2 separate regions of the Homo sapiens genome follow, and region 1 is linked to region 2. Evidence: chromatin contacts called from ENCODE Hi-C data. All regions are on one chromosome and are shown on one strand. The core of a region is the stretch at or near the end of the contact, and the rest is flanking DNA. Distances in the headings are between cores, read along the strand shown. Region 1 has its middle 420 kb from the start of NBAS. Region 2 overlaps LOC105373485 (a long non-coding RNA gene).

Evidence for each region. A loop is a pair of places that touch in the nucleus more often than their neighbours do. Pooled maps may share reads with other maps.
Region 1: a map with no recorded cell type shows a loop between it and region 2 (7-fold over the local background). The contact joins two enhancer-like sites. A Hi-C loop is called at or near these places in 3 of 37 single-sample maps with no recorded cell type and 2 of 50 pooled maps.

Annotation. Positions count from the first base shown.
Region 1 is chr2:15,136,567-15,143,614 of GRCh38, reverse strand. It overlaps a transcript of NBAS not described here. Among named protein-coding and RNA genes, the nearest start is that of NBAS, 420 kb to the left of the region's middle. RefSeq lists enhancers at 1,003-1,092, 1,483-1,552, 615-1,814 and a silencer at 836-1,130. Within about 2 kb of position 1,339, at least 6 of the 41 ENCODE cell types and tissues checked have a DNase peak (open chromatin) inside an H3K27ac peak, as active enhancers do.
Region 2 is chr2:13,521,099-13,528,242 of GRCh38, reverse strand. LOC105373485 (a long non-coding RNA gene) reads left to right here. Exons shown (of 2, transcript XR_922814.3): 2 at 4,888-7,144. Among named protein-coding and RNA genes, the nearest start is that of MIR3125, 790 kb to the right of the region's middle. RefSeq lists enhancers at 4,712-5,081, 4,461-5,660. Within about 2 kb of position 4,887, at least 3 of the 41 ENCODE cell types and tissues checked have a DNase peak (open chromatin) inside an H3K27ac peak, as active enhancers do.

The DNA of each region.
Region 1 (7,048 bases), core at 90-2,589, 1.6 Mb before region 2:
TGCAAACCTCCAAAGGGCTGCAGAGGGACACACGTGCTCTGTTTGGCTCTAAGGGCAGGACGAAGCCCGTGGGTGGAGAATTCATCCAGTCCATTCAGAGACCCATCTCACAGACATGCCCTTGTTTCTAAGTTGTTTGTGTTTGTTCTGAGTTTCATGTTCGACTGACTCTTCAGTGAAATCACAAGGGCCTCAGGATCAAAACTGCTCCGTCAACCAGTGTTGGATTTGCAGCGGCCCCTGCAACATGAAGGTGCTGAGGGTATGGGCTTCAGAGTCAGACAAACTCCAGGTGGATCTCAGCTCTGCAGACGCGGACTTGCTGCAGGACCACGGGCTCAATGAGCCTCTAATTCTTGTTTGTAAAAGAAGGATCGTAATCGATTTCACAGGGTTGTTTGTGAGCCTTAAGTGAGATAAAGAATTGTAGAAAGGGGCTGAGTACCTGGTCAAGCCCTGTAGGTGGCAAAAAGGGGTAAATGATAACAGTAGGCTTCCAGATCTTCTGATCTATTTGGGGTGACAAGACACGCTGAAAGCAGAAAATAACCAAGTACATATTTCAACGGGCTGATGAGTGAGTAGTCTAGAGAATACTGCACGGACCAGTTTGTTTCTTTTGCAGAGCTAGTGTTCCAAAATGACTTGTTGCAGGAGGTCAGGATGACTCTTTGGGCACCCTTTGCTCAACCTTTAATTATAAAAACTATTAGCAAAACGGAGGGATGTTTCTTTTAACGTTTCAACATCTTCCTTGCCCTCATCTGTACGCTAGATGTAGGTTCAAAAGTAAAGCAAAGGTGCTCTTAAGATATCTCTTGAGGGGATGTGTGTTTCTATCCATGGAATGTTCCTTATCTCCCCTCTCCATCATCCTCTGCAGAGATAGACAGAGAGCACTTGAGAGGAAGATGACAGGAAGACTTTACAGCCGGCACCGTGGAAATAGCCCCTTCGGGGAACAGGATGTGGCAGGGATAAACCTGTATTTGGAGTTTTTAGCAAGGCCCAGCAGGATGACTAATGCAGGAAGGTGCCAGTCAGGGAGCTGGCAGATGTCTCTTCAAAACAAGGGGAGCGTTCCCTCAAATATTTGCCTGTCAGCCTTGCGGAGGCGACCATTTTTAGCTCTTCAATAAATTGTCCCTTTGTGGCAGTAGCAGCTAAGCCTCCTGACGTCATCTGCAGGAACCTTATTTGGTTTTGTTGGGGAAGCATTTCAAGCTGAGAAATGCACATGCCTCCTCCCGGATGTGACATTCATCTGCTGAGCTCAGCCCACACACCTGTGCCTCTCAGCAAAGCCACATGTGCTGTTTCGGGCAGAGGTTGACAAACGTCAAGGCTGGCTGCTCTCAGTTGCTCTATTATCTCCTTCCTGCTGCTGTCTTCCGGTTCCCCTCATTTTTCGTGCATTTGCAACTGTTGACAGGCTGGGTTGCTGAGGGTGGTTACCTCTGACATGCACTCCTCCTGGCATTTTCTGAATATCATCGTTCTGAAGTGTGTGTCCCCCAACACGTGGGTGGAGATGAATGGGTATTCCATATTCAGTGATTGGAGGTAATGCTGGATTTATTCTCTGACATGAATTTTGTGATTGTAAATGTCACAGACTCACACTGTTTTTAAATATGTTTATGACTTCAGAGTCAATGGGAATCTGAATTTCAAGAGCTCATTATTTCTCTTTCCAGGAAGGGGAAAACAAAACCCGTACAGACATAATAACATCTGCTGAGTTTATTTGGTGCCTGACATCAGTGATGTTGGATTTGAACTGTTCTCTAGCATCCCCTGCCCCTTTTTTATTGGGGGAAAGGGTATGATCTGCTAAAGAAAGCACAGGTTTTGAGTTCTAGTCTCTCCACTTTGCCTGAGTGCATGAGTGGCCCCTACGGTAAAAACAAAAAACAAAACAAAACAAAACAAAATTGATTTTGCTGAAAATGAGCAATATGTTCACATTGTGCATCAAATATCTTGGTTTTGTATCAAAATGAGTCTAGCCTTTATAAACCAGCATGCTAACTCTTTCCTCAGCTTCAGTTTAGGGGTTAATTGTAATGTTTAAAAACAGAATGACATCGTCTCAGGCCTCTAGAATATGGAGTAAGAAACAGATCAAGAGAAAAGGGCTCTCCCCAGTCCAAGCTCTGCCATTCGCTGATGCTACATCCTGGATAAGACCACGAATCTGCCTGAGCCTCACTGTTGTCGTCTGTAAAACGGGTGCTGTGATTGCCAACTCACTGGGCAGTCCCCGGTACTAAATGAGCTAGTGTGTGTGTGAAATCACTGAACTCATAAGATTTGCTCATATACACATGTTGGGTTTAAACAGAGGAAATCTCACCATAGTCTAGGCCAATTCAAAATTGTAGAGCTCTGCAGAGGGAGCGGGAGAGGAAGGAAAAGAGTGAAGGAGGGAGGGAGAGAGAGGGGGAAAAAGAGAAGGGAAAAGGGGATGGGAGCGAGAGAGAGACAGAGACAGAGAGACACTGGATTTTTCCTAAAAAATCTCAAGAAAGATATTTCCTCCAAAAGAAATACTTTGCACAGAAATAAGACCATTTCAGATCACACAAGAATAATAGTGTACATTTATTGAACACTTACTAAATACTGTATCCTATACATTTTCTCTAAAGAAGAATCCCCTAGTTTTCTACATGGAATGGGGATAAGCCTGGCTTGCAGGTAAGTCTCAAAGAATTTCTGAAAAATGTATGTTCAACCTTATTATGAATGTATTATACCATTTAATGCTCAAAACAACCCTATTTAGTACAAGTATAATATTAAATGTATTTCACATACTTTTTCACTTCCTTTCTGGATTACTCATGACTACCTTTTAGGTCACAATCAAGGTTAAGGTAGAAGCATCTGCCCCAAGGACCCCATCTAGCATATCCACCAGGGTCATGTAGAATTCCTGCTGAATTCACCTTTGGATTGCTGCAGACATTTCTGCAATTAAAAAGTAATAGTTCTTCCTGTTTGAATAGCATTCCTTTATATTTACCAAATGCTTTCCTGTACAAAATTTTATATAACCCTGAACAAACCTCTGTGAAGCAGATATTAATCTCATTTGCAAATGAGAAGCATAAGAACTATGTGAGTTAAATGACTTGGTTAAGGTCACCAAGTGGTAACACTAGGATTTGAACCACAGTTATCCAATTTGATGTCCACTTTTCCTACAAACCACCCCAAATTTAGGGTTGTCAACCAACAACCCGTATATTATGCTCACAGACCCTGTGGGTCAGGAATTTGGAAAGGTCATGGTGGCAACTCTTTCTGCTCCATGTTGTCTGGAGCCTCTTCTGGGAAAACTGAAAGGGTGGGGTGACTTGACAACTGGAAGCTAGAATTATCTGAAAGCTTGTCACTCACTTGTCTCACGGTTGAGGCGGGCTATTCACTGGAACCTCAGTGAGGACTATTGGTCAGGGCACTTACACGTGGCCTCTCTATGTGGCTACTTGGGCTTCCTCACAACATGGTGGTTGTGTTCCAAGAGCAAGTGTTCTAAAATGAGGTAGGCAGAAGTTGTGTCACCTTTACAACCTAGCCTTGGAAGTCATATTGCATTACATCCACCACGTCACCAACCTACCCACATTTATGGGGAGGGAAACAGACTTCACCTCTCTGTGGGAAGAATGTCAAAGTCACATTAGAAGAGCAGATGGGATGAAAGATGTTACTGCGGCTGTATTTGAAAATACAACCTGTTACCAACTACTGTACACTCTACTGAAGGAAACAGGGCTGCCTTATTGATTTCAGGAGACTGCTTTAGGAAAGGTTTTCTGGGAGAAAAAATGGAACCAATGTCCTTAGTGCCTGTCTCGTATCTTCTATTCTCAGATGAAGGACTACTAGGGGAGGTGAGGGACCCTTGTTCAGTTTGCTAAGGCATGGTTTCTCTTATGTTCTAGCTTCATAAATGAGACCAATAAATGGTGACTACAGCAGGAAGCAGGATTTTCTGGCTTCTAAAATATATTATTCTTGTTATTTTTGTAAAGGATTTGAGGTGGTTTTTATATAGTGTGTATACACTTGCACACACACATACACACACACACACACACACACCATACACTAAAACCACAGAAGATAGAGGCAGAAAGTAAAAAGCAGTAACTCATATTAAAATCACATTTACTATCTTAAAATCACACTTAAACAGCAATTGAATACCAGATTAAACTCCAAGCTTCCTGGAAGACAAGACAAAAAGGGCCAAGACTATTTGTGAAATCGGGGGGTCTTAAATGCTTTTCTATTCCCCATGATTTCTCTAAGTACTGAAGGCAGCAGACCATTCCTTTTTTCCTGGTAGTTTTTAAAAGCTTCTTACTTTTTATAAAAAAAGATGATAATGGCCTGTGTTAGTGACATTTCAAAGGAAAAAAGTAAATTGGAGATGCACACTTGGGGTCATTGTCAGTCTGGGGTTGGAGCCTCCCTGTGAGAGGCAAAATATTCTTTATTATCTCGCAGCTCCACTGGACTCTTTTACAAAATCCATGCTAGGGCACTGGAGCAGAACCCTTCCTACCTCCTGCCCTCCAAGAACAAACAAAAAATCAGCAGAAAACTTAAGATGTAAAAAAAATGTGTTTGACATCCCAAAGGCAATTGAGAGAAAACAAAAGACTACCCTCTCTTTCTCTTTTTCTCCCAAGAATAAGGTGACTTCTTGGAGCTGACTTCTTTGTTTCACACTGAGCTCACAAATGTGTCTTAATTATTCCACTCTTCATTCTTTACAGTGTCTAAATTCTCTTTATTATTTGAATGGGTCCAGTTCAGCCACTGCACAAAACTGATACATTCAGAGTCTGAAGAAATTAGCCATGAAATGAGCATCTCTTGAATATTGGTTATTGCTTTTTTTTTTGCCCAGTTACTTAATTATTTGTTTGAAGACTCAAAGGTCTGTGGACTCCATTCTGAGGTCTGAGTTTAGAGGAGAACAAGGAGAGTGGTCTTCATTCTCAGGTGCGTGACCCAGGAGTTGGCCTCCAGGTCCTGGGCTCTTTGTCCCATGCCAGGCTGCTCCCCGGGATAAAAGGATTGTATGTGGACAGCACGGAGCTCAGGTCCTAGTGCAGAATAAAATGCTCTGTGAGTCATAACCATTGTGATTTTGTCCATGAGGCTGATCTGAGGACATGACCTCTCTGCTTAAAATGCTTCATAGGCTCCGTTCCAAGCATCATAACCCATCCTGCACCACCTGGACTCTGCACCACTTGGCCTCTGCTTACCTTTCCAGGACATCCTTGTGCTCCCTGCTCCAGCCTCACTAAACCTCTCTCCAATTCTAGCAGTTTCTGGGCTTTTTTCTCCCCTACAAGAGAAGCAGCCCATGCTGTTTCTCCTGGATTTTTCTTACTTTCGCTAGCTGTCCACCCGACTGTTTCCCATCCTCTGCTCTCAGCTCTGGTGACCTCTGCCATGAAAACCTTATCCAATCCCAGATCTAGGTTAGGTCTGTCTATGCAGGAGCTGCCACAGGGACTTGCTGGACCATTCTGTGATTCTCGTGTATTGTGTGTTGGAAAATGGGGAGTGCTGTTGGTGGTGCTGGCAGAAACTGGGCCCTGAGACTGATTTCGGGCTCTTGATGAGTAGAAGCAAAAAATCCTGCCATTTTAGCTGGACGTGGTGGCCTGTAGTCCCAGCTACTCAGTGGGCTGAGACAAGAGGGTTGCTTCAGTCCAAGAGTTTGAGGCTGCAGTGAGCTATGATCGCTCCATTGCACTCCAGCTTAGGTGACAGTGAAAGCCTGTTTCTCAAAACAAAAACAAAAACTCCAACCCCCCTTTTCAAAGTTGTGAGCATACTTCTGCCTCTCAGGGGTACAGAAGTAAAATTTCCCTGGGCAAAGATGATGCTTTTATTTTGAAGAGAACTCTCTTGAGAGGCTCTTTTGTTATAAAAATGTAAAGTTAAGATCCTCCTCTCATCATTTTTTTGGGGGAAAAACTGAAGGTACCATTAACTTGAATGCAGATGTTTTCTTGGAAAAGTTTTTCTGCCTGGACTTGTATATTGCAGGGTTCCATTGAGTCAGAGCTATATGTTCTAATAAGATGCATTTTTCTCACCTGGCATGATGTTTTGTGGCTCTGTTTGATTATAGAATGGACTGAGGTGCAACCGTTGCTTGACCTGGGGAAGGTGAATGTTCTTACTCACAGCAGTTTTCAGCAGACAATCAAGACTAAGACAGGTAGGAATTATCTCCATCTGTTGCTAGAGAAGAGGCTGGAAACAATTTGACTAGATTAATAATATACTAAATATGTCTTTAACACTGACATATGTAAGATGTCTAGACCCAGGCTGCTGTAACAAAATTCCATAAACTGGGTAGCTTATAAAAAACAAATTTATTTCTCAAATTCTGAGCCTGGGAAAGTCCAAGGTGAAGGCAGGTTTGATACCTGGTGAGGTTCTGTTTTCTGACTCATGGATGGTACCTTCTTGCTTTGTCCTCCCATGGTGGAGGGAACAAGGAGTGTCCCTCAGGCCTCTTTGGCAAGGGCACTGTATTAATCGGTTCTCATACTCATATCAAGAACTACCTGAGACTAGGTAATTTATGAAGAAAAGAGGTTTAATTGACTCACAGTTTCACATGGCTGGGGAGGAGTCAGGAAACTTACAATCATGGCAGAAGGTGAAGGGGAAGCAAGGCACGTCTTACATGGCAGCAGGAGAGAGGGAGTAAAGGAGGAACTGCCGCACACTTTTAAACCATCAGATTTCATGAGAATTCATTCACTATCAAGAGAAGAGCATGGGGGAACCAACCCCATGATTCAATCACGTCCCACCAGGTCCCTCCTTTGACACGTGGGAACTACAATTCAAGCTGAGATTTGGGTGGGGACAAAGAGCCAAACCATATCAGGCACTAAACCCGTGTCTCCCTGACCTGATCAGCTGCCAAAGGGCCCACCTCCTAATACCATCACCAGGGGGGTAAGGACTTCAACATATTAATTTGGCAGGGGAC
Region 2 (7,144 bases), core at 3,638-6,137:
GCCTCCCATAACCACAGTTTTTAAAATAAGATTAAGGACTGAGGACTGATGGGGGCTCATAAACTATATGAGTAAAGTTTTAGCCAAAACAGAAGAAAAAAGGGTGCCCAAACAAGTCACCTTAAAATTTGATGCCTGTGCTGTCATTAATAGTAATAAGTTAGAAATAAGGTGTGGTTCTCTTAATTAGAAAAGAGGCTATATGGCAGAAAATAAATACATCTGTCATAAATTAGGACTGTGTGGAAATAAATGTAAATACTGGTCTTGTGTCATTTAGGCCACTTGGATTTAAAAAAAATGAAAAGGATCCAGTCCACCTTCAGAAAGGAAAAAAATGGCCCTTCCTCTACTAAGGGACAATGTAACCCCTTAGAGCTAGTAATAACCCATCCCCTTGAACCTCGCTGGGAAAAAGAGAAGCGTGTGATCTTAGGAATCGACGGGGCCAGACTGGATCCTCGAGTAAGTATCTTGGTTCGAGGAGAAGTTTACAAACGCTCTCCAGAGCCAACGTCTCAAACTTTCTATGATGAACTAAATGTGTCAGTACCAGAAATTCCAGGAAAAACAAGAAATTTGTTTTTGCAATTAGCCGAGCACGTAGCCCAGTCTCTCAATGTCACTTCACGTTATGTATGTGGAGGAACTGTAATAGGAGATCAATGGCCATGGGAAGCCCAAGAATTAGTACATACAGACCCAATTCCTGAGGGATTCCTGGCTCAAAAGAATCACCCTGATAATTTCTGGGTCCTAAAAGCCTCAATTATTGGACAATATTGCATAGCTAGAGAAGGAAAAGAATTCACTCACCCCATAGGATGACTTAGTTGTCTGAGACAGAAACTGTACAATGGTACCACAAAAACAATCACTTGGTGGAGTTTGAATCACACAGAGAGAAATCCATTTAGTAAATTCCCAAAGTTGCAAACCGTGTGGACCCACCCAGAGTCCCACCGGGACTGGACAGCCCCCACTGGATTATACTGGATATGTCAGCATAGAGCTTACACCAACTTACCTGACCAGTAGGCAGGTAGTTGTGTTACTGGCATGATTAAACCATCTTTCTTCCTACTGCCCATAAAAACAGGTGAACTCCTGGCTTCCCTGTCTATGCTTCCCGTGAATAGAGAAGCATAACTATAAAAAATTGAAAAAATGATAAATGGCCCCCTGAGAGAATCATACAATATTATGGGCCTGCTACTTGGGCACAAGACGGCTCGTGGGGATACCGGACCCCCATTTACATGATCAACCGAATCATATGGTTACAAGCTGTCTTAAAAATAATCACTAATAAAACGGGCAGAGCCTTGACTATTCTGGCCTGGCAAGAAACTCAGATGAGAAATGCTATCTATCAAAATAGATTAGTTCTTGACCACTTGCTAGCAGCTGAAGGAGAGGTCTGTAGGAAATTTGACCTTACTAATTGCTGCCTACACATAGATAATCAAGGGCAAGTAGTTGAAGACATAGTTAGAGATATGACAAAACTGGCACATTTGCCCGTGCAAGTGTGGCATGGATTTGATGCTGGGGCCGTGTTTAGAAAATGGTTCCCAGCGCTAAGAGGATTTAAAACTCTTATAATAAGAGTTATAATAGTAATAGGAAGCTACTTACTGCTCCCTTGTTTGCTACCTGTACTTCTTCAAATGATAAAAAGCTTCATTGCTACCTTAGTTCACCAAAATGCTTCAGCACAAGTGTACTATATGAATCACTATCGATCTGTCTTGCAAGAAGACATGGGTAGTAAATATGAAAGTGAGAACTCCCACTATTGAGTGAGAGTCTCAAATAGGGAGAATAAGGGAGGAGACCACCCCTCATATTGTCTTATGCCCAATTTCTGCCTCCAAAGAAAGAAAAAGTAAAAACTAAAAGGCAGAAATGAAATCCACAAGCAGACAGCCCAGCGCCACACCCTGGGCCTGGTAGTTAAAGATCGACCCCTGACCTAATCAGTTATGTTATCTACAGATTACAGACATTGTATAGAAAAGCACTGTGAAGATCCCTATCCTGTTTCGTTCCGATCTAATTACCGGTGCACGCAGCCCCCAGTCACGTACCCCCTGCTTGCTCAATGGAGCACGACCCTCTCACACGCACCCCCTGAGAGTTGTGAGCCCTTAAAAGGGACAAGAATTGCTCACTCAGGGAGCTCGGCTCTTGAGACAGGAGTCTTGCCGATGCCCCTGGCCAAATAAACCCCTTCCTTCTTTAACTCGGTGTCTGAGGAGTTTTCTCTGTGGCTCATCCTGCTACAGTAGTTCCTGGGTTCCCAGTAGGAAAAGAGGCCAACCCTCAGTAAGCAAACACTTTTCAAGTTTTTACTTGTATCATACTTGCTAATGCCCTCTGACCAAAGCAATTTGCAAGGCCATGCCGAGATTCTAAGGATGGAGAGAAAAACTTCACCTCTTTTTTGAGGAGTCGCAAAGTCACATTGGGAAGAACGTACCTACATGGATGGGAAAAAAATGTGGCCGTTTTTTCACTCTACCACAATTCCATTGATTTATATTCCATTCAATATCTACTATGTTGACCAATTTTGAACCATTCTTGTTTCCTACTTAATGTGAAAAAAAATACAGTATCATCTTTAAACCCTTCCTTTTTCTTTCACCCTGTCAATGTCTTCACTGTAAACCATGCTAGCACATACCAAATATATATATGTGTGTGTGTGTGTGTGTGTGTGTGTGTGTGTGTGTGTGTGTGAAATCATTTCAAATTCTTATTCTGCATACTGGGAGAAAATAAATTCTAGACTTATTTGGTACTGAAGTCATTAATACCAAAGAATTTCCATATTAATATTACTACTCATTGATTTACTGTGTCAGTATGACTCTGTTACACCTCGTATCTGCCAATAGTGATTAAGCGCTGAATGGCATTTACCTGTAACATTTGTCTACTATGAACTGTTTTCAGGAAGATTTAATTTACACATTTAAGGACAGTAGAGCCAATATAATGTTGTTTAAAAATAGCATTTCTTAACTGCTATAAGACATCTATGAGTCTTCAACCCTATTATTCTGTCTCTTCCTTTCGTTTTTATTAATGACATTGCAGCACAGCTGAAGGCATGTCACAATTTATCATTTATCTTGAATATAGAACATGGATTAAAACAATAAAATTAGTCACCTATATATTGGCTTTCTTTTTTTTAACTTTTCAATTAGATTGACATCATTAGGAAAGACATTGACTATGAAGTACATCAAAATGAAGAACAAGTGGATATATTTTCACATGAATCCAGTTTTGTAAGTGGCTTATTAGGAAAGTGAGGTGGGAAAAGCAGTGGGAACGCGGAGGGCTATATCCTTTCTCTAGCTTGGCTGCTAACTCATTATTTATCTCAACAGGGTTACATCTCTCTAAGCCATAATTTATTTCTCTATAAATCTATGAGTTGGGAGTAACAAGCTGGTTTTCCCCAGGTATTAACAGAGCTACTTCCAGGGTTCACCACAATTGTAACTTGGTTTCACTTCTGATTTTACATTTAACTTTAAAAAAGAAAACTGAAAATTTTCACGTGTGGATGCTTTATTCATCAACTTTTCATACTTTGTGTTTGTTGTGGAGTGAATGCTGGATTAATCCCTTTTTTGAGTGTAACAGATAGTCTCCTCTGCATTTTTTGCTTAATTAAAATTGCCACTCTACTATGGACTCAATTATGTCCACTAAAAATGTATATGTTGATGCTGTAATCCCCAAATGTGATAGTATTCAGAGATAGAGCCTTTGGTAGATGAGGTTGTAAGGGTGGGGCCCTAATGATGAGATTGTTGCCCTTATAAGAAGAGACACCAGAGAGCTTGATCACTGTCTCCACCATGTAAGGACAATGAAAAGGCAGCCAGATAGAATCCAGGAAGAGAATCTGATCCTGCTGGGCTTCTAACCTCCAGAGTTCATCTTGGACTTCTAACCTCCAGAACTGTGAGAAATGAAATTATTGTTGTTTAAACTACCCAGTCTATGGTATTTGATATAGCAGCCTGAGCTGCCTAAGACATCTTTTTCTGACTGTAACAGAATAAAATCTTTTCTGCATCCTTTGCTTCATTAAACATTTTTAATATATAGATTTTTAAATTTATGAGAGTTTTATGGATATTAGGCAACCAAAACAAAGCGACAAACTCATTAGGATGTTACAGGCTTTATAAGACCCCATGAATTCCCTCCCCCATCTCAAAGTCACTTATTTATTAAAATGACCTTAATTTTCCATATGATTTTTGTTAAATACATACTACCAGTTTCATTGTGTGTATTTTTTATTGTATTAAAAAGTTCCTTCGCCTATTCTGTATGTCCACATATAAAATAGCCTGTGACAAAAATATTCTACACTGAGAATGTGAAACTTGAGAAAAGGAAAATAGCTGAGAGCAGTCTGAGATCTGCAAAGTATGCAGACCCAGAGAGACGTGGGTATGGGATTCAGTCATGCTCACACCCCACACCCATGCCTAGGGGAAATTGTTTAAAGTCATTTTGTTCCTGACTGCCTCACTCAATACCTTCATGTTCTTAGAATTTATGATACAAAGAACAATGCTGAGCCAATCAATGGCTTATATTATTTTAATGTAAATCCTCGGTAAAAACCTCAGGAACTGACTCTTTCTTTCCCTTTAAAATCCACTTGTTACTGTTGCTAATCAGAGTGTATATTCAGGACAAATAGAATCTATGCTCTTGGGCTGCAGCCCTCAAACTTGGCCCAAGTAAACTCTGCTTAGTAATAGATTAATTTTAGCTCAGCAGGTTCCTTTGAGATAGGCATATCTGGCATCGTCAGCAGGATTCAGAGTGACTCATTCTCACCACCAGGTGCGGTGTTTCTGCCTGAAAGCAGTGCTTGATACCAGCACGAACTCTGCATCTTCAGAAGTCCCACTGGGTGTTCTGGGTAAGTTCTCCAGAATTAGGACCTCCCACTCCTTGGTTGAAATATAGACTTTATTTGGCTGTTTTTCAAACTGTCTCTTTTCTTTAAGAGAGGGCTTTGGTCTCTGTCTTTGGACACAAGCTCCAAGTAAAGAGCTCTGTAGAAAATGTCTTTTTGCTGCTGTGTCTCACAGGAGAGGTTCAGATCAAGGTTCTTCCACCTCTGCCTCAGGACTGGAGGCTTAGGTCAAGGTTTTTCTGCCTCTGTCTCACAGCAGAGGTTCAGGTCAAAGGATTGGCAGTTAGACACGGATGGTTTTGTTTTATATGGCCTACTTTTAAGATTAAAACTGTTTCTTCTGCTTAAAAATTCAGACCTATCCTTTTATTTGAGACCAATTCCTGTTAGTTTCTAACCGAAAAGTGTTCCCTCTTTTTGCTCTTCCAAACAGGTACACTATGAAAGTCTGGTCCTCATACACTGAGCACACTATTGCTCCCTGGAAGTTAGAGACAGTCTGAGATAAGTTACACTTTCACCCTAAATACATTCCCAGGCTTGACACTTTTGAAAAGTTCCTAAATTATGGGAAGTCAAGCATCAAAATTAGAGTATTCCTTTTAGAAACACCAGCTGGATTTATGTATAACACTCGTGGGGTATCCTCTTGTAAAGGCCTAGGAAAGTGGACCCACCTAACCTGGTGATACAGAAGGCAGAAATTATTTAGGCAGATAGTGAGGGCAACAGAGTTCTTGGCAGAGCTTCCCTTCTAACAAAAAGCAGCCCCCCAAATCATTGCTTTTCTAACAAAGAGCAGCCTGAAAAATAGAGCTGCAAACATAGATAATCAAGCAGGAAGCTTGCACGGGCGAATGCTGGCAGAGGCACCAATAGAAAAGGGCCACCTGGGGGCCAGGCATGTCCAACACGGAGGCTCCATCTTCCCTTTTCTTGTTACCATGTGTAGAGTAAAGAAACGGGCAACATGGCACAGCTCAGGCAGAAGACCCGCCTGCATAATAAAAGATTATGGTAGGGGTGGCCAGAAATTCATACCCTATGCACACGGCACATCTAGTCCCAACCAGTTTTTCATGACCTATGCAAGTGGCACACCTGGTCCAACCAATGTTTCACACCCTGTGTAAATCAAACACTGCCTCCTCACCAGGCATCTATAAAACCCCTTGCATTTCACCATGGATCCGGCAACCCATTTTTCTGGACCCCTGTCTGCAACAGAGAGCTCTTCTCTTTCTTTTGCCTATTAAACTTCCACTCTCAACCTGACACTTTATGCATCTGCATCCTAGATTTCTGTGTCTGTGAGACAACAGATCTTGGGTGTTACTCCACAATGAGGCCATTTCACTGGGACGATCATAAACAGCAGTAACCAAAATAAGAATCCTTTGCTATGTTGAAAATAATTCTTTGTGCACACAATTGGAAAAAAAAGCTGGTTTTTGCACCACACAAACTGAATCAGAGTAGTTTGTTTGTCTTGAATTAAATCTGGTAATAAGAAATTTAAAAAGATTCTTTCTTAGAGCTCTATGGTCAGAAGTCAGCTTAACTAAAAGCTGACATTTAGGCTATAATTTTAAAAATAAGAATAAAAGGGGCTTTCTGCATTTTCTTCTTTTGGATCCTGTTTTGGGGGATTTTTTTCCGTTGACTGAAACTCTTTTTAAATGTGTTTGATCCCTCTGGTTACTTCCTATCTTGTTGGCATAATTTTTGCTGAGAAAAATGTAAAACATCATTTGCCTTTTAGAAAGCTTAACATGCCCCCAAATTGGCTCTTATAAGACTTATTCTTTTGTTTCTTTTCACTTCTGATCCTTTTTTCACTATTTTTGATACCACAAATAATAGTAGTAATAATAATAATAAAATAATATAGTATATCTCTAGAGGAGATATATTGTATTATTGTCTTTCAAAATTGTATGATATTCCTAAAATTATGATGTGTTAACATATGTTGTCAGACACAAATATGGTTATTATGTTACACTGTCATTCGCCACAGAATTTCCTTGTCAATTGTGTTTTTAACCATGGTTAGTCTAAGTCTTTTGTCATTCATAGAAAATTATTGTTTTACTTGGATTCTTCTCAGAAAGTGGTTTACAATTGACAACAGTCCAAAATTTGCTTTTTTTTTTTTTAAGACAATTCATGAGAATGAAC